Linked DNA regions of Homo sapiens: region 1 is linked to region 2. A link is an interaction called in ENCODE POLR2A ChIA-PET data of the cell type or tissue named here. Cell type or tissue: OCI-LY7. All regions are shown on one strand. Each heading gives the region's core, and the rest is flanking DNA. Links, peaks and the distances in the headings are about the cores only.

Region 1 (10,885 bases), core at 1,972-9,971, 90 kb before region 2:
AGAGAGTGGGACTATTTGGGATACACCACAAATGACCAAATATAAGGCAATTCATTTTTCTAATAGGAAAAAAAGTAAAGATGGGGGAAGGCAGATGTAAATTTAAAACACATACTTAAGTATTAATAGTTCAATAATTTGATAACATTTAAAATAACATGAATGTAAGTTTAATTTATAGATGTTTCATTTTCTGCACCCGTATTCTCTGATACCGTTTTATTGAAACGTCATAGACATCTCAAAATTAATATATTAGGCCTAACAGTGTCAATTGTGGGGGCTTGCACCTGTAATCCCAGCAATTTGGGAAGCTGAAGTGGAAGGACTACTTGAGCCTAGGACTTTGAAACCAGCCTGAGCAACATGGTGAGACCCCATCTCTACAAAAGAATTCTGAAAATTATCTTGAGCATGGTGGCACGCACCTGTAGTCCCAGCTACTCAGGAGGCTGAGTTGGGAGGATCACTTGAGCCCAGGAGTTCAAGGCTGCAGTGAGCTATAATTGCACCACTAAACTCCAGCCTGAGTGACAGGGCAATACCCTGTCTCAAAAAACAAAATTAATATGTTTATAATGGGGTCTTGATTTTAACCCTCATATTTCTCCCTCAGTCTTCCTCAATTCATAAACACCATAATCTACCAAATTGTTCAAACTCCAAACCTAAGGGTAATTCTTGATTCTTTTTCCCTTTATTTTCTCCATACCAAATACATCAGCAAATCTTGTTGATTCTACCTCCACCATATAATCCTACAAATATATAACCTTCAGTTGACATTTAAATTTGTAGAATGTTTTCACATTACTGATTATCTTTCTTACCTCTAGGTACAACCTCACAAAAAATTTGAAATGTAGATTTTTATTGAAAAATGGGCCCAGCATGTTGGCTCATGCCTGAAACCCCAACACTCTGGGAGAGACCAAGTCTCTTACTGGTTTGGGAGGGTAAAGTGGGAGAATTGCTTGAGCCCAGGAGTTCAAGAGCAGCCTGGACAACATAGGGAGACCCCATCTCAACAAGAACAACAACAAAATTAGCCAGCTATGTGGTTGCACACCTGTGTATTCTGGCTGCTTGGGAGGCTTATGTAGGAGGATCTCTTGAGCCTGGGAGCCTGGGGGGTTGAGGCTGCATCACAACACTGCACTTCAATATGGGCGACAGAGCAAGACCCTGTCTCAAAAAATACATATTTTGAAGTTAACTTATAATAGTATAAATGGTTATGTCATGAGGATAATGGAAATAGAGCTATGTAACAAATGACTGTCAAACTGTCAGATTAGATTATTTTTAGAATGGGAACTTGGGTCTTGGGATAGTTTTAGTGAAAGTACACATGGATTTTAAAGTTCTGTGCCTGAATAGTTTAGATGAAAGATGATATGGTTTTGAAAATGTGTTGCATTAAGTGGCTTTCCTTTTTTTTTTTTTTAGGTTATAAACATTAACTTGATTTAATCATTTTACAACATAAACATATATCAAAATATTACACTGTAGACAGATATGTACAACTATTATTTTTCAATTAAAAATACAATTTTTTTTAAATTTAATTTTTCTTTTTCAATGAATCTTTGATTTCTTCACTTTAAACTCTTAGGTATTAAGCATACAAATGTTTAATGGCTTAGAATAGTACCTAACACATTATATGAGCCAAATACTAACTACTGCTCCAAACTATCTTTTTTCATAGCATTCTTCAAATACAAGATTATTCTGTGTATCTTATTAAAATTTATTTTTCTGCCTTATCTAAATATTGATAAAAATAGAAGGTAGGGCATTTGCCTGCTTCATGAATTCCAAAATCAAAGGGCAGTTTTACTAATTATTTTTACATTCAGTAACTCATTTGTCTCACACAGTAAACACAAATATTATGTAACAGAACTATATTCATATTCTTCATCCTAAAAATGGAGAAAATTTTGAGTTATTTATTGATTGTAGTATAGGACTCATTCTCTATTTGTTCAAATTATTCCATGTCAAGTGCCTAGAATAATTGTTCATGACATACTGTGAAATAGAAAATACTGATAGAGATGGATTACAAAAGTAAACTCAAAAAACATCCTATGAATTGTTTCATTATATATATAATAGAATATACTTATATCCACATAACAAAAAAATTAAATCTTTTTAGATAGAATAGTTGTTATAAACTGCTTAAGTTGTACATTTCATCAACACTTAATGAAAAACATCAATTTCTCACAAAAACTTCAAGCAGTAGAAGAGGTAATATTTCTTAATTCATCTGTTAGCCAGTAATACCATAATACCCAAAGGAGACAAAAGAATCACAAGATGACTATGAAACAACATCCTATTTAAATTTAGACACAGAAATTCTCAGAAATATTTAAAAAAAGAATACAAAAAGGTATAAGAATGATTACATACCATGACTAAGCAGGGTATTTTTCACAATGCAATGTTTGTTTAATATGATACAATATTACTTGAACAAAGTAAAAATGTAATAATTGAAATAGAAAAAGTTTGATAAATTCAACACCTATGAATGATAGAACACCAAGAAAACTATTAGAAGAAAACTTTTGAGACCTGCTAAAAGTCCTCCATGAAAAACCAAAATTGGCCCGGCGCAGTGGCTCACACCTGTAACCCAGAACTTTGGGAGGCTGAGGTGGAAAGACTGCATAAAGCCAGGAGTTCAAGACCATTCTGGACAATATAGGGAATCCCCATCTTTACAAAATATTAAAAAAAAATTATCTGGGCATGGTGGTGCATGCCTGTTGTCCCAACTACTCAGGCAGTTAAGGTGGGAGGATCTAAGTGGCTTTCTTAATAGTAATGTGAAGATGCATATGGCAAGTTTAAATAAAACTTTAGAATAAGAAACAATACACAAAATATTTCTCATTGTTTAAGCTTGAAATGACTAATCATTCTTTCAAATATTTTCATTTTCTTCTTAGTATTTACTACAGTGTATAGTTTGTTGTTTTAAAAATATTATCTTTTCCATTACAATATAAATTTTATAATGACAGGAACTTATTTTTTTATTTTTTATTTTTATTTTTTTGAGATGGAGTCTTGCTCTGTTACCCAGGCTGGAGTGCAGTGGCGTGATCTCGGCTCACTGCAATCTCCGCCTCCTGGGTTCACACCGTTCTCCTGCCTCAGCCTCCTGAGTAGCTGGGACTACAGGCGCCCACCACCACACCCGGCTAATTTTTTGTATTTTTAGTAGAGACGGGGTTTCACCATGTTAGACAGGATGGTCTCGATCTCCCAACCTCATGATCTGCCTGCCTCGGCCTCCCAAAGTGCTGGGATTACAGGTGTGAGCCACCGCTCCTGGCCTACAGGAACTTATTTTTTCTCTTGTGTCTCTAGTACCTTACACACTACCTGGGCATAGTGTATACTCAGAAAGTATTGAGTGAATTAATTACTCAAAACATTGGGTCAAAGCTTCTTCTAACCTTTTTTCTTTGCTTTTCATGTGTTTTTCATATTCCCCATTTAATAAACATATTTGTCAACAACCAAAGATGACTTAATCTCCAGTCAGTTTCCTGTTTCTGTTTTTAGCATTTCCTTGCAATACCTAGAAGATAGTTATTATACTTGGGACTTATTTCAGACTCGGAAACTAAGCCTTAAAAGCAGCCAACCCCTCAACATAGCATTTCTAGTTTTGTTTTGTTTTGTTTTGTTTTTAGAAAGCACAACCAAACAGATTGTTTTTGTTTCCTTTATAGAAGTCTGGAAAGTAGATGGTAACATGATGTGGCACCAGGATAACCAAGACAAGCTTAAAATTATAAAAAGAGGTCATGAATGTGATGCATTTGGAAAAAATTTCAATCTGAACATGAACTTTGTTCCTTTAAGGAAATCAAACAGTGAAGGTGACTTAGATGGATTGATTTTAAAACATCATTTAGATTTGCTTATTCCAAAAGGAGATTATGGAAAAGCAGAATCAGATGACTTTAATGTGTTTGATAATTTTTTTCTCCATTCCAAGCCTGAGGATACTGATACCTGGTTAAAATACTATGACTGTGATAAATATAAAGAGAGCTATAAAAAGTCACAGATTATCATATATCATAGAAATCGTTTAGGGGAGAAACTCTATGAATGCAGTGAATGTAGGAAGCGCTTCAGTAAGAAACCAAGTCTCATTAAACATCAGAGCAGACATATAAGAGACATAGCCTTTGGCTGTGGTAATTGTGGCAAAACCTTTCCCCAGAAGTCTCAGTTTATTACACATCACAGAACTCATACAGGAGAAAAACCTTATAATTGTAGCCAGTGTGGGAAAGCCTTCTCCCAAAAGTCACAGCTCACATCCCATCAGCGGACACATACAGGAGAGAAACCTTATGAGTGTGGTGAATGTGGGAAAGCCTTCTCCCGGAAGTCACATCTCATATCGCATTGGAGAACACACACAGGAGAGAAACCCTATGGATGCAATGAATGTGGGAGGGCCTTTAGTGAAAAGTCCAATCTCATTAACCATCAGAGAATTCATACCGGTGAGAAGCCTTTTGAATGCAGGGAATGTGGGAAAGCCTTCAGCAGGAAGTCACAACTCGTTACACATCACAGAACTCACACAGGAACAAAACCCTTTGGATGTAGTGATTGTAGAAAAGCATTCTTTGAGAAGTCAGAGCTTATTAGACATCAGACAATTCATACTGGAGAGAAACCCTATGAATGCAGCGAGTGTAGGAAAGCATTTAGAGAGAGGTCGAGTCTCATTAATCATCAGAGAACACATACAGGAGAGAAACCTCATGGATGCATTCAGTGTGGGAAGGCCTTCTCCCAGAAGTCACATCTCATATCACATCAGATGACACACACAGGAGAAAAACCCTTTATATGCAGTAAATGTGGGAAAGCCTTCAGCAGGAAATCACAGCTCGTTAGACATCAGAGAACTCATACGGGAGAAAAACCGTATGAATGCAGTGAGTGTGGGAAAGCTTTCAGTGAAAAATTAAGTCTCACTAATCATCAAAGAATTCATACAGGAGAAAAACCATATGTATGCAGTGAATGTGGGAAAGCCTTTTGTCAGAAGTCACATCTCATATCACATCAGAGGACACATACAGGGGAGAAACCCTATGAATGCAGTGAATGTGGGAAGGCCTTTGGTGAGAAGTCAAGTCTTGCAACTCATCAGAGAACTCATACTGGAGAAAAACCGTATGAATGCAGGGACTGTGAAAAAGCTTTCTCCCAGAAATCACAGCTAAATACCCATCAGAGAATTCACACTGGAGAGAAACCCTATGAATGCAGTCTTTGTAGGAAAGCTTTTTTTGAGAAGTCGGAGCTAATTAGACATCTGAGAACTCATACAGGAGAAAAACCTTATGAATGCAATGAATGTAGAAAAGCCTTCAGGGAGAAGTCAAGTCTCATCAATCATCAGAGAATACATACAGGAGAGAAGCCTTTTGAATGCAGTGAGTGTGGCAAAGCTTTCTCTCGGAAGTCACACCTTATACCACATCAAAGGACACATACGGGTGAGAAACCCTATGGATGCAGTGAATGTAGGAAGGCCTTCTCTCAGAAGTCACAGCTGGTTAATCATCAGAGAATTCATACAGGAGAGAAGCCTTATCGATGCATTGAATGTGGGAAAGCTTTCTCACAGAAGTCACAGCTCATCAATCATCAGAGAACTCATACAGTAAAAAAATCCTAGGAATACAGTTAATAGTAGTCTTTGACAGATCATCTTGGACTTCAGGAAATGCAATTATGATAACGTTTGTAGACAGTCACGTCATGTTAGGTGTTTGTACTCCATGAGGATGAGAACTCTAAATGAGGTGGTGTATGGAAAGCCGATCATAATTCATAGAGTAGAGTGAACCTATGACTGCAGTGGATCTCAAAAACTTTTAAAACCATAGACAAGCCTTATAGAGTAGAACATTCACAGCAAAGAAGAATCCTGTGAATGTCCAAAAGCCTTCCAGAAGTCAAGTCTCTTAAGCTATTAGAAATATTCCCACTGGGGATGAGGGAAAACCCCATGAATGCGGGAAATGAGGCAATATTTTTAAGAAATGACAGTTCATTGTACATAAGAAAATGCTCTTAGGAATGAAGTTCTATGAAAGTACTAAATATGGGACAGTGCAACAAGTAACGAGACTATTTTGTATTTTGGAGAATTCATATTATGGAGAACCTAACAATTTAAAGACACTGGGAACACTTGCCCCTCAGTATAGTACTGTCAAGGGAAGCCATACACTTTTTGTAGACATGGGTACCAAAAATACCCAATTCTAAGTGGTTGACAGATGTTCACTTTGAAGTGTGAAGTTTTAAAAATACGTGAATAAATTGGTTATTGAAACATCTAAGACATTTCTTAGTGGTATTTGTGGCTTATCTTCTAGTGTCACGTATGTTTTGTGTTTTGGACTTACCTATAATTTAATGTAATTGGGAGTATGAAATGCATATGCCTTTTAGTGCCTCTGATGTCTGTGAAGACAACACTACACACCACTGGTTTTTATTTTTTAACAATAATATAAAAAATGGAAACTCATGTAACATGACTACATGAATAAGTACCTTAAGTGATAACCCGTTTCTTTTAACTTATAGACATACATAAGGGGTCTTTTGTTTTTATGGACCTTTCTATTCAGTAACTGAAGCCAACATTGTGTAAGTCTTCTGCATCCTCAGAGTCTGAGTAACAGTTTATATAAAATAAATATGCAAAGGCAGGAACCACAGAATAACCATAGTAATATATAACTGAATGAGCAAAATAAAGGTGTGTGAACTACATTACAACACCCAAACTAAATGAAATAAAGTAGTGCTGTATTAAATCTTTTTCTCATTTAGTGAGGTGCCTCCATATAGTATATATATATGTATCTTAAGTGATATGTAACCCAAATGTCACTATTTTAATTTACTGTGATAAAGTATCATGGATATTTTGTGCTGCTGTTATGCTTTTTGTGTTGCATAAAATATCTTGTAAAAATTAGATGGATAAATGAATTATTAAAAAATCACATTTCTGAAGATGTAAAGTATTAGGGAATTTTGTGCTGGAAAAACATTTTTGACATTCAAGGATGCCTATTTTATCTTCTAGCAAATTTCTGTGGTCCCTGGAAAAGTACAGATGATCCTGGACTTACAGTGGGGTTACCTCCCAATAAACCCATTGTAAGTTGAAAACATTGTAAGTCAAAAATGCATTTAATACACCCAACTTACCAAACATCATAGCTTAGCGTAGCCTACCTTAAACATTCTCAGAACACATTCTAATGCATCATCTATTTTATAAAAAGGTGTTGAATATCTGATGTAATTATTGAATACTGAAGGTGAAAAATAGTAGTGTATGGATACCATTGTAATGTTGAGAAACTGTAAGTCACATCCTCTTAAGTCAGGAACTATCTGTATAAGGAAACAAGATTTCCATTTTATCATTTGAAATGTATTTGACTTTGTTTCACTAGTTGCATTATCCCCATGGAAAACTTCACATTGAGAACTTACCATTATATATTTCCATAAAAATGCATGAACCATCCCTTAGCTAAGTAAGGATTTTGTAATGTTCTCTCAATAATGTTGCTTGGCAAAGTTAATATTTTTTGTATGCTGATGAAATTTAGAAAAGTCCAATATTGAGCTTGATTGCAAACTTAGAAAAACTCAAGACTTCTCCTTTTATGTTCAAATTGTTGTATCAGTATGGTATTTTGCACCTTTACCTTAAACAATATTTTCTCCTTTAATTATTGATTTTGCAACATTTTGGGAAAGTTGGAATTTTAAATAAATGAATAATTTTCTAAACCAGAATACCAGTTCAACAGCCAAATAATTCTGTCTTTCCATGCTGTAATTTTAAAGCATTTAATTTTCCAACTTTTTGTTCATACTCAAGTGTATGAACTTCCTGGCTGGGCACAGTGGCTCATGCCTGTAATCCCAGCACTTTGGGAGGCTGAGGACCTCAAGTGGAGACCTCAAGTGGATCACTTGAGGTCAGGAGTTGAAGACCAGCATGTTCATGGCCAACATGGCAAAACCCTGTCTTAAATTAGCCGGGCATGGTTGTGCGTGCCTGTAATCCCAGTTACTCAGGAGGCTGAGGCAGGAGAATCACTTGAACCTGAGAGGCAGAGGTTGCAGTGAGCCAAGATTGTGCAGCCTGGGCGACAGAGCGAGCCTCTGTCAAAAAAAGAAAAGAAAAAGAACTTCCTACTTTTTAATATCTCAAATTCATTTTACTAGACGTGGGAGACCAACTAATGCAAATGAACAGTTACAGGGTGATGTTGTACTTTGTGATTTTTGCCCTATTTTTTCTTTCCATCTATCACCATTCTCTTTCCAATCCCAGAGATTGATTTATTAGGTCTTGGAAATTCTAGATTATTCCATTAACTATTAAGCAGTTAAACCTGATACTTCCTACACTAGATAATGGAACTTCAACATTAGCCTATTGATTGCCCAAGAACAAACATTTTTTTCTAAATGTCAGGTGTTATGGGGAGGATTGATGCTGACAGCAGAGGTCTAGTTAAAAACTGATGCAGAGGTTCAAATACGTTGTGCAGTAATCACTAGAACTCACCTTCTAAAGTGTCATGAGAGCTCTGATTCTGCAATTAGAGATTTTTTAATGTGTTTTTGAAATTACCTTGTAAACCACAAATCTGTGTCTCTGCATTGCCCCTTATTGTTTCCTACCACAAATTCTACATCAAGAAGAAAGTTTTAAAGTTAGACTGGATTTATTTGTGATTTTATGGAGCACAATAAGGTACATTGAGATAGCATACTAAAGGAGGCCAAATACAGGAAGCATCATCTTTTCTTATTCTCTTACTGCCTGGATTTTCCCACTGACCTGGAATTGTGCACAGTTCTACAAAGGACAATTGACATTGTTTTCCTTTTACTAAGTAGTGGGTTTTCCTTAAGGTCCAGACTGAATTTTGAGACCTGTATCAGGATTGCCTTCTGTGTGACTTTTTCTTGCAGGATCTGACATCATTACCTATGGGTCCATATATTTGTGATACTTTGGTTTCGGGAACATCACTTTTAGAATGTTGACATAAAATGCACCCACAGAATGCCGTATTTATCAAAAGTAACTTTCTAGCAAAATCTACAGCAGTAGGCATTTGGAATCTGCATTTGAGACCTCTGCAGTCATTTGGTCATTCCAGCAATCTATGTCCAGGTTGTCAATTTCAGAGGTCTTATTAGTCTATACAGGTACCAATGAGCTTTCAGATGTTCAACACCTACCCCTGGCCTAACTGCTGATAACCAACCATAACCCTTGCAGATGCATGCATGTTTTCTGCACCTTGCTATCATTTTTCAGTCCATTTTTCACATGTATACATAGTGATTATTTTTAAATGCAACCCTGATTTCACATGCCTCATGTTGAAATATCGTGTGGCTTATTGTGGACTTAAAGTGTAACATTCTCCTTATGGTATGTAAGGACTTTTGTATAAACCAATGCCTATCTATCTATCATTTCTGAAAACTTTTTCCTCCTATGCAATATTTTCTGGCCTCTGTGAACAACTTGTAGTTCCTTGAGATTTCTATTATCACTTATGTTTTTGCAAATCTGCAATTGAAATGCCCTTGTTCCTTGTTAATGCCTATTGAATCTATATGAACCTGTACGTGTGTTTCTCACTGTGATAATATAATCATTGCATGTTTTATCTTTCCCACTAGAAAGCTTCTAGAAAGCTAGTACTATCTTTTTTGTCTGTGTAATTTTTGCATCACAAGCTATATTTAAATGTGGGTGCAGTGAGTGGCTGTTTTCTGCCACATGGAGAAACATGGTCTGCAGTGAGAGAGAAGAATGAAGCCATGATGAAAGCAAAATCAAGAAAGAGTCCCGATTGTGTTCCAGTACCTGGTTCTTCTGGTCTTCATGTTCAGGTCCACCTCTGCCCTTTTCATGTCTTGATTGTTGAATTCTTCTGTGAGATACTCCAAATATCCTAATAAATTCTCATGTTTGCTTCATCTGGCTCAAGTTGTGTTTGTTACAACCCAAATATTTCTAACAGAGGAAATCAGGCTATGTCGTAACTTGTTCTCTGGAAGTGGTTACTGAGAAGTTTGGGTGCAAGATGTCTACTGAGGATCAACAGCTGTGAAATGATTGAAGAAGAAGAAAGAAAACATTGAGCTGAGGAAGAAGTCAATTTGCACTGCATTGGAGCCAGCAGGGAACTCTGGAACATGTACTGCCCATTGGAGTGCCTCGTGTTGAACCAAGACGGCCAGGCCCTTACAACCCTGCATTGCTCACCCCATCACCCAGACTCAGGCTGCCCTGGGAAGGAAGCAGCCTTAGGTGAAGCAGCTCTTTTCTTCAGTGATGCTGCTGATTTCTTAGGTGAAGCAGCTCATTTCAGCTGAGGCCAGCTTCAAAAGTGGAGGTTCTCTGCTGATGACTCTCCCTGCCCTGGGTAAGTCCCTCCTTGAAGAGAGATCTGAGTCATAATGCATGTTTCTGATCACACAGTCCATCCTTCCCACCACTTAGATCCCCTTGTCTATGTTACATTTGGGAAGCTGCTGCTCTAGGATTCTGGTGGGGCTCTCTCTGAAGAGACACTAAGAAAAGGAAGATTCATAGGACAAACCACAGCCCCTAATGTTGCAGTTGCTTTCTGTATTAGTCACTGTAGATTCTCATCACACCCTGTTAGCACCTCTGTGGACATAAGTGGCTTATGTGGTAGCTTGTCCCAGACCCTTATTCCTGAGGGGGTCAGAGCCCTGGCCACCATGT
Region 2 (10,885 bases), core at 1,625-9,624:
TCAGCTGGTGCTGCTCTTTGCTGCTGGAGCCTGCCATGTTCCTCACACTGCATTCCATCTTCAAGCCAGTAATGGTGCGTCACATTTTTCTTGGGCTTCTATCTCTGACTTCCGTTCTGTGACCAGCTGGAGACAACACTTGTTTTTTTAATCTGTAAAGTGAGACTATTTGATTAGGTCAGGTTTGGTATTTTTTTCCGCAAAAAAAAAATTTGTAATGGTAGGTAGGATCATTCAGTTTTAAATCTTCAAATGTGGTGTGGAACTCCAGAGATTAAGGGGGTAAAAATGCAATTTATGTAGCTCTTCTCTTCCTAATCTTGGGGAGCTTCGGGCACTGTAGATTTGCTTATAGAATATCTCTGATGTTCCTCTGTATAGTGGGTGTTTGTGTCATACCCAGCTGGTATGAAGAAGTTTAGACTGACAATTTAGGGAGCCTCCCAGTCATAGCAAACTTAACTTATGTTTCTTTCTTTTTCCCAGCTTTGTCTCCTCAGCACTCTGCTGTCACTCAAGGAAGTATCATCAAGAACAAGGAGGGCATGGATGCTAAGTCACTAACTGCCTGGTCCCGGGTAAGCTGGGCTTTCTTCCCAGTTTCCAACTGGGAATTCCTTTTTGCTTTAGTTCCTTTGCCAAAGATCTTCAGAAATTATATCTTCTTCTCCAGCAGACTAGAATTAGGTTTTTGTTTTGTTTCCAGGTGAGTTAGGAAGAAGACAGATCACTGTGGGCTTTGGTCTTTCCCTCTCTTCTTTTATTATAGAAATTTTCAAATATATACAAAATAAAAATAGTAGAATAGTAGTGGAAAATATGACAGAATGGAATGAGATTAGTGTTACATTTAAAATGGACTGGAGGCTAATACAAGAAAAAGATCAACTCATGCTGACCAAAAAATTCAAAAACAGGTATTTACAAACAGTTATTCTTTTTTTGTTGTTGTTTAGACGGAGTCTTGCTCTGTCACCCAGGCTAGAGTCCAGTGGCGCGATCTCAGCTCACTGCAACCTCCACCTCCCAGGTTCAAGTGATTCTTCTGCCTCAGCCTCCCAAGTAGCTGGGACTACAGGCGTGTGCCACTATGCCTGGCTAAATTTTTGTATTTTTAGTAGAGACGGGGTTTCACTGTGTTAGCCAGTCTCAATATCCTGACCTCAGGTGATCCGCCTGCCTCGGCCTCCCAAAGCACTGCATTACAGGTGTGAGCTACCCCGCCCGGCCAACCAGTTATTCGTTTACAATTATATTCATATGAGGTAAGGGCATTTTGAAAATAATAAACAACACAATTCAGGATAATGCTTACTTCCAGCAAAGAACAAGAAGCACACAAGATATTTCAAAAGTATTAGGAGGAATGAAAGCATACTTAGGCTATATACCTTCTTGGCATGTCTGTACATGCTGGACTGCAGCAGATGGCACTTCTCATCTCTGTCTTCTTTAACACGGTATTGTACTGTTGTGTTAGTGTGTATAATACTATGAGACAGACGGTATTTTACAGCTAAGAGAACTGACTCATGGTGAAGTTAAATAAGCATTATCCAATCCAAAATTTAAGGTATATAGGCCAGGTGCGGTGGCTCATACCTATAATCCCAGCACTTTGGGAGGCTGAGGTGCGCAGATCACCGAGGTCAGGAGTTTGAGAACAGCACGGCCAACATGGTAAGACCCTGTCTCTACTGAAAATACAAAAATAAGCAAGCCAGGCGTGGTGGCATAGTCCTAGCTACTCCGGAGGCTGAGGCAGGAAAATTGCTTGAACCCGGGAGGCGGAGGTTGCAGTGAGCCAAGATCATGCCACTGCACTCCAGCCCGCGTGTCAGAGCAAAACTCTGTCCCACCCCCCCACCCCCACAAAAAGAAAAAAACAAAAAAAACACAAAATTTAAGATGTACAGATTTGACCACAGGTTCGCCTGATTTCAAATCCGGTTCTTGGCTAACATGTCATGCACCTTTCAGTGGTGTCCCCATGATATGCTTTGTCTCTGTGTTCACAGTAAAAGTGCAATGTATTACTTATAGGAATGCTAAAAGCACCAGGCCAGAAATCAGATAGCCACTGAAGTTAAAACTGGGCAGGCTTCTTAGAAACTGAGCAGCAATGAGTGAGTCAAGGACTAGTGGAAAGTAGCAGGCACACTGAACTTCAGTAATACGAGAATGAGGTGGGAGCAGAGTGTCATCACCATTAGGCCTGAAGGGATGAGAACAGGTTCTGGAAACCAGACTTGCAGTTCACAGAGGCTGTTCCCATCTGTCAAGGTACCTCCATTACGTCACCACCACTGCACTGGGGCAACTTTCTTGCCATATCCAGCTGGTGATCTCCATTGGTGAAATAAATCAGAAAGGCAGAGGGCAAGAGAAACCTTTGGTATAATCCACACAGCTCACCCTCCCTGGGGAACAGAGTAGGGTGGAGAGGAAACCTGGAGGGAAGGAGAGAAGATATCCAGCATACAGATCTCATAGGACATTCCATTTAAAATTTTTTTTTTACATACAGTAACGTTTTCCACTTTGGATTTACAGTTCTGTGATTTTTGACAGATGCATATAGTTGTGTAGCCCCCACTTCATTCAAGATACAGAGCAGGCTGGGCACTGTGGCTCATGCCTGTAATCCCAACACTTTGGGAGGCGGAGGCGGGTGGATCACTTGAGGTCAGGAGTTCGAGACCAGCCTGGCCAACATGGTGGAACCCCGTCTCTACTAAAAATACAAAAATTAGCTGGGCACAGTGGCGGGCGCCTATAAACTCAGGTACCTGGGAGGCTGAGGCAGGAGAATTGCTTGAACTCAGGGAACAGAGGTTGCACTGAGCCGAGATTGTGCCACTTCACTCTACCCTAGGTGAAAGAGCGAAACTCCATCTCAAAAAAAAAACAAAACACCAAGATACAGGGCAAACCCATGATCCTAGAATTCCCTGTGTGCTGCCCCTGTGTATATAGTCCATGCTAACTCCCCCTCCAGCCCCTTGCAACCACTGATCTATTGATTTTTACCTTTTCCAGAAGGTCACATAAATGGAATCTCATAGTATGAAGCCTCTAGCTCCTTTCATATAGCATAATGTATCGGAGGTTCATCTGTTGTTGCATGAGTCAGTAGGATGTTCCTTTTTATTACTGAGTAGATTTACACTGTGTGGCTGTACCACGTTTTGTTTATGCATTTCCTGTTGAGGGACATTTGAGTTTCTTCCAGTTTTTGCCAATTATAAATAAAGCCCTTTCTCAGGTTTATACATTTGCATACAGGTTTTTGTGTGGACATAAATTTTCATACTCAGGTATTTAGCCAAGAGAATGATAGGTGTGTGCCAAGAGTACGTTTAACTTTATGAAAAATATGCAAATTTTCCAAAGTGGTTGTAGCATTTTTGCATTCTCACAGTAATGTGTGGGAGTGGCAGTTATTCCGCATCCTCACCAGCACTTGGTATCACACATTTTAAAAGTACCCTTTCTAATAAGTGTCTTAGAGGTATCTCACTGTCATTTTAACTTTCATTTCCCTAATAAATAATGATATTAAGCATCATTTGCTTATTTATTACCAACTACCTATATTCTTCTTTGGTGAAATGTTTATTTTAGTCTTTTGCTCAGTAAGAAAACTAGTCTGTTTTCTGAGTTTTTTTTTTTTTTTTTTTTGGGAGACGGAGTCTTGCTCTGTAGCCCAGGCTGGAGTGCAGTGGCACGATATCAGCTCACTGCAACGTTTGCCTTCTCCCGGATTCAAGCAATTCTCCTGCCTTAGCCTCCCGAGTAGCTGGGACTACAGGTGCATGACGCCATGCCTGGCTAATTTTTTTTTTTTTTTTTTGTATTTTAGTAGAGACGGGGTTTCACCGTGTTGCCCAGGCTGGTCTCGAACTGCTGAACTCAGGCAATCCTGAGGCATTCCCGAGGCCTGCCTTGGCCTCCCAAAGTCTGGGATTACAGGTGTGAACCACTGTGCTCAGCCTCTTACTGAGTTTTGAGGGTTCTCTGTACCTTATATGTACAAGTCCTTTGTCAGATAATGTGATTTGCAAATATTATTTCCTGGTCTCTGGCTTGTCTTTTCATTCTCTTAGCAATGTCTTTTGAAGAGGAAAAATATTTTTAGTTTTGGTGAAGCTCACTTTGTCAATTTTCTATTTGTTCTTTTTTATTTTTTTGGAGACAGAGTCTCATTCTCTCGTCTAGGCTGGAGTGCAGTGGTGTGATCTGGGCTCACTGCAACCTCTGCCTCCAGCGTCGAAGCGATTCTCATGCCTCAGCCTCCGAAGTAGCTGGGATTACTTGTGTGCATCACCATGCCCAGCTAATTTTTGTATATTTAGTAGAAACGGCATTTCACCATGTTGGCCAGGCTAGTCTCGAACTCCTGACCTCAGATGATCCTCCTGCCTTGGCCTCCCAGAGTGCTGGGATTACAGGCGTGAGCCACCATGCCTGACCTATCAATTTGTGCTTTTGGTGTTATTGTTAAGAACCCTCTGAAGAACTCAAAATGACAAATATTTTCTCCTATGTTTTCTTACAGAAGTTTTATAAATTTATATGTTACATTTTGATCTATTTAGGATTTGAAATTTTTTTGCAGATTGACACATTTATCAGTGTGTAATATCCCTCTTTATCTCTGCTAATATTCTTTGTTCTTAATTCTATGTTGTCTGATACTAATACAGCCACTCTAGCTTTTGTATGATTAGTGTTTCCATAGTATATCTGTTTCTGTCCTTTTACTTTTAACCTCTCTAGGTTTCTAGGTTGTATTCAATGTTGGTTTTTTTTTTTTTTTTTTGAGTTGGAGTTTTGCTCTCGTTGCCCAGGCTGGAGTGCAATGCCGATATCTTGGCTCACTGCAACCTCTGCCTCCTGTGTTCAAGCGATTCTCCTGCCTCAGCCTCCCGAGTAGCTGAGATTACAGGCATGTGCCACCACACCTGGCTAATTTTGTATTTTTAGTAGAGACAGGGTTTCTCCATGTTGGTCAGGCTGGTCTGGAACCCCCGACCTCAGGTGATCCGCCCGCCTCAGCCTCCCAAAGTTCTGGGATTACAGGCATGAGCCACCGTGCCCGGCCCAGTGTTTTCTTTTAGGTAGCAGATAGTTGAGGCTTGTGGTTTGTTTGTTTGTTTGTTTTGAGGCAGGGTCTCATTGTTGCCCAGGCTGGAGTGCAGTGGTGCTATCACAGCTCACTGCAGTCTGGCTCAAACTCCTGGACTCAAGTGATTCTCCCACCTGTCTCCCCAGTAGCTGGGACTATAGGCATGAGCCACCACATCTGGCTAATTTTTAAATTTTTTGTAGACACAGGATCTCCCTATGTTGTCCAGGCTGGTCTGAAACTCCAGGGCTCAAGGGCTTGTGGTTTTTGCTATTGCTTTTTTTTTTTTTTTTTTTTTTTTAGACAGGTTCTCACTCTGTTGCACAGGCTAGAGTACAGTGGTGTGATCACAGCCCACTGTAACATCTGGCTCCTGGGTTCAAGTGATCCTCTCACCTTAGCCTCCCGAGTAGCTGGGACTACAGGCACATGCCACCACGCCTGGTTAATTTTTGTATTTTTTGTAGAGACAGGGTTTTGCCATATTGCCAGGCTGGTCTTGAACTCCTGAACTCAAGTGATCCACCTACCTCAGCCTTCCAAAGTGCTGGGATTACAGGTGTGAGCCACTGCACCCGGTTGCTTTTTTTTTTTCTTGATAAAGTTTGGCTACTTGTTTTTTAATTGTTATGTTTAGACCATTTTTGTTTAATGTTATTAATTAATACAATTGGATTTAAGTGTGTTATTTTATTATATGTTCTCTGTATATCTTTTCCCCCTTCTTAATTTACTGCCTTTATTTGGATTATTTGAATATATTTTAGTATTTCACTTAATGTCTTGGTTTTTCAGCTTTATATTTTTGTATTTTTTAATACTTGCTGTAGGGATTAGAATATACATATCTAATCTTTTACAGTCCACTTAGAGTTAATTTTTACTACTTCAAGCAAAATCTAGAAGCCTTACAACATGTGGGTCCCTTTACATTCCTCCCTTTTTGTTAAAGTTGTGTGTACGTTGAAAAACTGCACCGGAAAATGTTACAGGTCTTTCTTTCAACTGTTCTGTATATTTTTGAAAAATTTCAGAGAAGAAAACAAATCTGTTATATTTACCCAGATATCTACTGTTTTTGTTATTTATCTTCCTTTTCTGAGATTTCAGGTTTCTCTCTGGTATCATTTCCCTTCTGCCTGAAGAACTTCCTTCAGCACATCTTCTAGAGCAGAACTTCGGGCAACAAATTCTGTTAGTTTTAGTTCATTTGAGAATATCTTAATTTTGCATCATTTTTGAAAGATATTTTCACTGGACGTAGAAATTCTGGTTTGTCTGTTCTTTCAACATTTAAAAACAAACAAACATTATTCCACTGTCTTCTGACCTTTATGGTCTTTGATGAGAGACCCTCAGTCACTCAAATAGGTTTTTCTCTAGATACAATCAACACTTATTTTTGATGTGGCTGATAAGGGCCTTGCATCTGTCTCCTGTTTCTTTGTCAAATTGTTTTGCTACTGCTAAAATATAATCTCCCAACTCTTCTGTTTTTTTTTTTTTTAGTACCTACCAATAGTCATGAAAAATGTTTTGGATAATTATTTTAGGTTATAAAACATGGCTAGGGTGGTAAATCTCTTAAGCATTAAGGTGTACTTGAATTAGGTTCTTTATTTACGTAGTATAAAAGTGGGTTAACTTTTTTGGAGAATGGATGATTCCCCCTGCCATAGCTGTTTAAAATTTAATTTAAATAAAAATGCTTATGACAGTTTTCTTTAACCTAAAGCATCACATAAAACTTGTTTTCAGACAGTAGGTACCTAATAGCCATTCCTTTTAAGACTTGACTAGAATAAATACTACTCACTCCTAGAATAAATTGTGGTCCATCCACTTTACCTGCCCCAGTGCTGTCAGCTTAATTTCTCTTCCTGTTAGCGATCAGGAAAGGGGGATAGCAAAGATGCATATCTGGTGCAATGCAAATGTGTTTGATGTTGTAGACACTGGTGACCTTCAAGGATGTATTTGTGGACTTCACCAGGGAGGAGTGGAAGCTGCTGGACACTGCTCAGCAGATCGTGTACAGAAATGTGATGCTGGAGAACTATAAGAACCTGGTTTCCTTGGGTAAGACTAGCTCTGTTTTTGAAGATTTTGGTTCTCCATTGATCAAAAGGTACAGAGACCCTGAAGCATGTATCACACCAGAGTATAGGCTTGGCGTTCAGAGACCTAATTTCTTTGAGGCATAGAACAGGGTTTTTTTACTCCAGCTTTTGTGGAAAACTTGTTTTAATGTATTGAAGTTTTAAAAATGCCTCTTTAAGGAGTTTTCTGGCTGGGCATGGTGGCTCACGCCTGTAATTCCAGCACTTTGGGAGGCCGAGGTGAGCAGATCACAAGGTCAAGAGATTGAGACCATCCTGACCAACATGGTGAAACCCCGTCTCTACTAAAAATACAAAAATTAGCTGGGCGTGGTGGCGTGCTCCTATAGTCCCAGCTACTTGGGAGGCTGAGGCAGGAGAATCACTTGAACCCCGGAAGTGGAGGTTGCAGTGAGCCAAGATTATGCCACTGCACTCCAGCCTGGCAACAGAGAGAGACTCCATCTCAAAATAAATAAATAAAATAAAATAAGTTTTCCTGCCTCTGTCAACTTTAGAGTCCCTGCCAGTCCTGCAGAGGGTTGGTGGTCAGGTTGAATCTGAGATGTTTCTTCGTGCCTACCTCAGAGCTCCCCTGACTCTTACCCTGTTCTTTGTCTTTCACTGTGAACAGGTTATCAGCTTACTAAGCCAGATGTGATCCTCCGGTTGGAGAAGGGAGAAGAGCCCTGGCTGGTGGAGAGAGAAATTCACCAAGAGACCCATCCTGGTGAGGACCAGTCAAGAGTTGTCATAGGCAGCAGCCCAGATGGGCTGTGAGGTGCCAGAACTTCTAGAGATAGTGGTCACTGGCCCTCCTCACAGGCCCTTCTTCCTGGGAAGACTGAGTTTATCTGGCCCCTGTTTCCCCACTGCCAGTCTTTACATTCCATTTGCATTCAGAGGCAAAGGTTTCTCTGTCTGTTGACGTGCTTGGTTTCAGCGCTTGCACGTGTCGCTCTCCTAATTGTTACCACTCACTCTAGCATCTTGTGCTTTCGTTTGTCATAGAATCACTTCTTGCATTTTTGCCTCTCTTTGTTCTTTCATGTGACCCCTTCCCACAACTCAGTTCTCTGTGCAAGCTCTGGAGTGGGACTCTTATCACCTTCTTTTCTGAGAGTTTGTTTTCTGCCAGGTAGAAAACTGCTGCAGAGAGCTCATAATTCCTGTTGCCTCAACTCTCCTTCCTTTCCAGAATGGCTGCTCACAGAAACACCAGTTTTTCCTACTGTACTTTAGATCTTTTTTTCTTTTCGAGATGGAGTTTCACTCAGTCTCCCAGGCTGGAGTGTAGTGGCGCGATCTAGGCTCACTGCAACCTCCGCCTCCCAGGTTTAAGCGATTCTTCCGCCTTAGCCTCCCAAAGAACCAGGAATTACAGGCATGCACCACCACGCCCAGCTAATTTTTGTATTTTTAGGAGAGATAGGGTTTTACCATGTTGGCTAGGCTGGTCTCGAACTCCTGACCTCAAGTGATCCGCCCACCTCGGCCTTCCAAAGTGCTGGGATTACAGGCGTGAGCCACCATGCCCAGCCTCTATCTAGTTTTGTATTTAATGTTTTAAAAATTTATTTATAGGCATTTCCCTGCATCTCAGACTTTGAGTGTGATGTAAATTAAATCTGAGTCTTACTTGTCCTGTAATTTAGCCTCAAGTTCTTTCCCATGAAGGCTTTTATGATTCCTCATTAAGTATTGGCCTCTTCCTCTTCTGAACTTCCACTTAGTTTAAATCTCTACTTTGAAATATTATCATAAGCTCTTTTTTACTTTTTAGTATTTGCCTTGTAGGTGATTGTATCAAAATGGTATCTCAAAGCAAGTCTTTCTTTGGGACCATGGGAGGAAATATTGTTATATTTTCTTTTTATTACTTACCTTCTTTCTTTCTTTTCTATTTTGTTCATCTAGTAAGCTTTCCTGAATGTCTGTTGACAAGTATCCAAAAATAACAATTATTAACTGGACCCAGCAGTTTATATTTTTATTGAGAATTTATTGTCAAAAGAAATACTCAGACTTCATGGGCTTAAAGGCATGGAGTTTTACAGAATCTACAAGGCTGTTAAATTCATTATCAAATCAAAAAATATAATGAATGATGATTTTTAAAAATCAGATGATTAGTTGATTGATGGGTCCAACAGACTTCGACAATAACTTACTGGCATGGTTGTATTACATAATATGTGGAAGATTTTAGGATATTAATAAAACACCTCATTCTTATGACCAAACTCTCCACTCAGAATTGTCCTCCATAAGTGCTCAGCACCCCCCTTATCATAGATATTCTTCATAGAATCTTCCAGTTGGCATTTGTAGGTTGAAAAACTTCTCCATAAGATTTTCTGATGTTCTGGGTTGGGGAAAGGGAGGAAAGGGTGGTGTATTTCCTATTAAAAATCATCAGGATGGGGAAGAAACTAGGAACTAACTAAGTGGTAAGGGACAGGACTGGTCGGGGTGGGATTGTATAAGGAAGTCATTTAGGGACCAGGCCTGGCACAGGGATCATTTACCAGGTGTATTAGTTTCCTGGGGCTGCGGTAACAAAGAACCAGCAGTTAGGTGGCTCAAAACAACCAAAATGTATCATGTCACAGCTGGAGGCTGTTAAGTCTAAAATGAAGATGTCAGTGGGGCTCTGCTACGCTTCTAGGAGAGGGTCTTTCCTTATCTCTTCCAGGCTCTGCTGGCCCCAGGTGTTCCTTGGCTTGTGGATATATCATTCCAGTCTTGGTCTCCATGTTCACATGGTCTCTTCCCCTGTGTCTGTGTCTTTTTTATGGAGGACCACCCTCATACTGGATTAGGGGCCCATCCTATTTCTGGTACTACCTCATCATAACTAATTACATCTGGAAAGACTGTATTTCCAAATATGGTCATATTCTGAGATACTGAGGATTAAAACTTCAACATACCTTTTTGTCGGCGGGGGGGATACAGTTTAACCCATAATACCAGGTAAGAGTGGAATGTCACCCCACTTATGTAAGATGAAGTGGTATCATCAGTGTATTTTTTAGGTTTGGGATTATATGTTTTACCTGAAAGACATTGAGAAACAGATAAAGCTCTTATTCAAGAGAAATAATTTGCAGTAATATACACAGGTAGCAGATGGCAGAAATTCTAAGAGCGTATGGGTCAGGCTTCAGATTCTAAGTTCACATCTTGTGGTAGTAGTCCTATCAGTTGTTAAGTCCTTATGTTTCAGAGCGAAGAAATCAAAAAAATGAGAAGAATGATGATGATTATTGTAAATCTTATTGCTTTGACCATAAATGTGCCAGAGACTGTAATAGGCTCATGCTTTATATAATATAATAATCTTAAATAACAAATACTGTCATCCTTAGATTACAGATAAGCAAAATGAATTCTTCAAAGTTTAGCAACTCGTCTAAATTCACCACTAGTCGTAATATAAAACTTAGAACTTGCATCTTGGTAACTTTTGTGCAGTTACTCTTCCACCTTGTCATGTAGCTGCTCTGAGAGGTCTGTTGTGTCACTCATCTGGGTGTTATTCTATAGTGCTTCTGTGATTTGGATAGAAAGCATTGCCTGACGTATGGCTGCATTCATGGTTTAAGAATACTAAATTGGGCCGGACGCACTGGCTCACGCCTATAATCCCAGCACT

The links. Peaks named below come from ENCODE experiments on the same cell type or tissue, not always from the same donor. Only the 100,000 strongest peaks of a DNase experiment are listed, where the experiment ranks them.
Region 1: POLR2A ChIA-PET joins it to region 2 with 5 read pairs; 5 of 35 experiments call an interaction of 5 or more read pairs at or near these places.

The regions. Positions count from the first base shown.
Region 1 is chr12:133,053,190-133,064,074 of GRCh38, forward strand. ZNF84 (zinc finger protein 84) reads left to right here. Exons shown (of 5, transcript NM_001289971.2): 5 at 3,765-10,110. The coding sequence ends at 5,743. Among named protein-coding and RNA genes, the nearest start is that of ZNF84, 21 kb to the left of the region's middle. RefSeq lists a silencer at 5,721-5,921. In OCI-LY7, for the core only: no CTCF peak of the experiment used is centred there; a DNase peak (open chromatin) is centred at 5,212.
Region 2 is chr12:133,143,948-133,154,832 of GRCh38, forward strand. ZNF10 (zinc finger protein 10) reads left to right here. Exons shown (of 5, transcript NM_015394.5): 2 at 487-578; 3 at 7,081-7,207; 4 at 7,862-7,957. The coding sequence starts at 546. Among named protein-coding and RNA genes, the nearest start is that of ZNF10, 19 kb to the left of the region's middle. In OCI-LY7, for the core only: no CTCF peak of the experiment used is centred there; no DNase peak of the experiment used is centred there.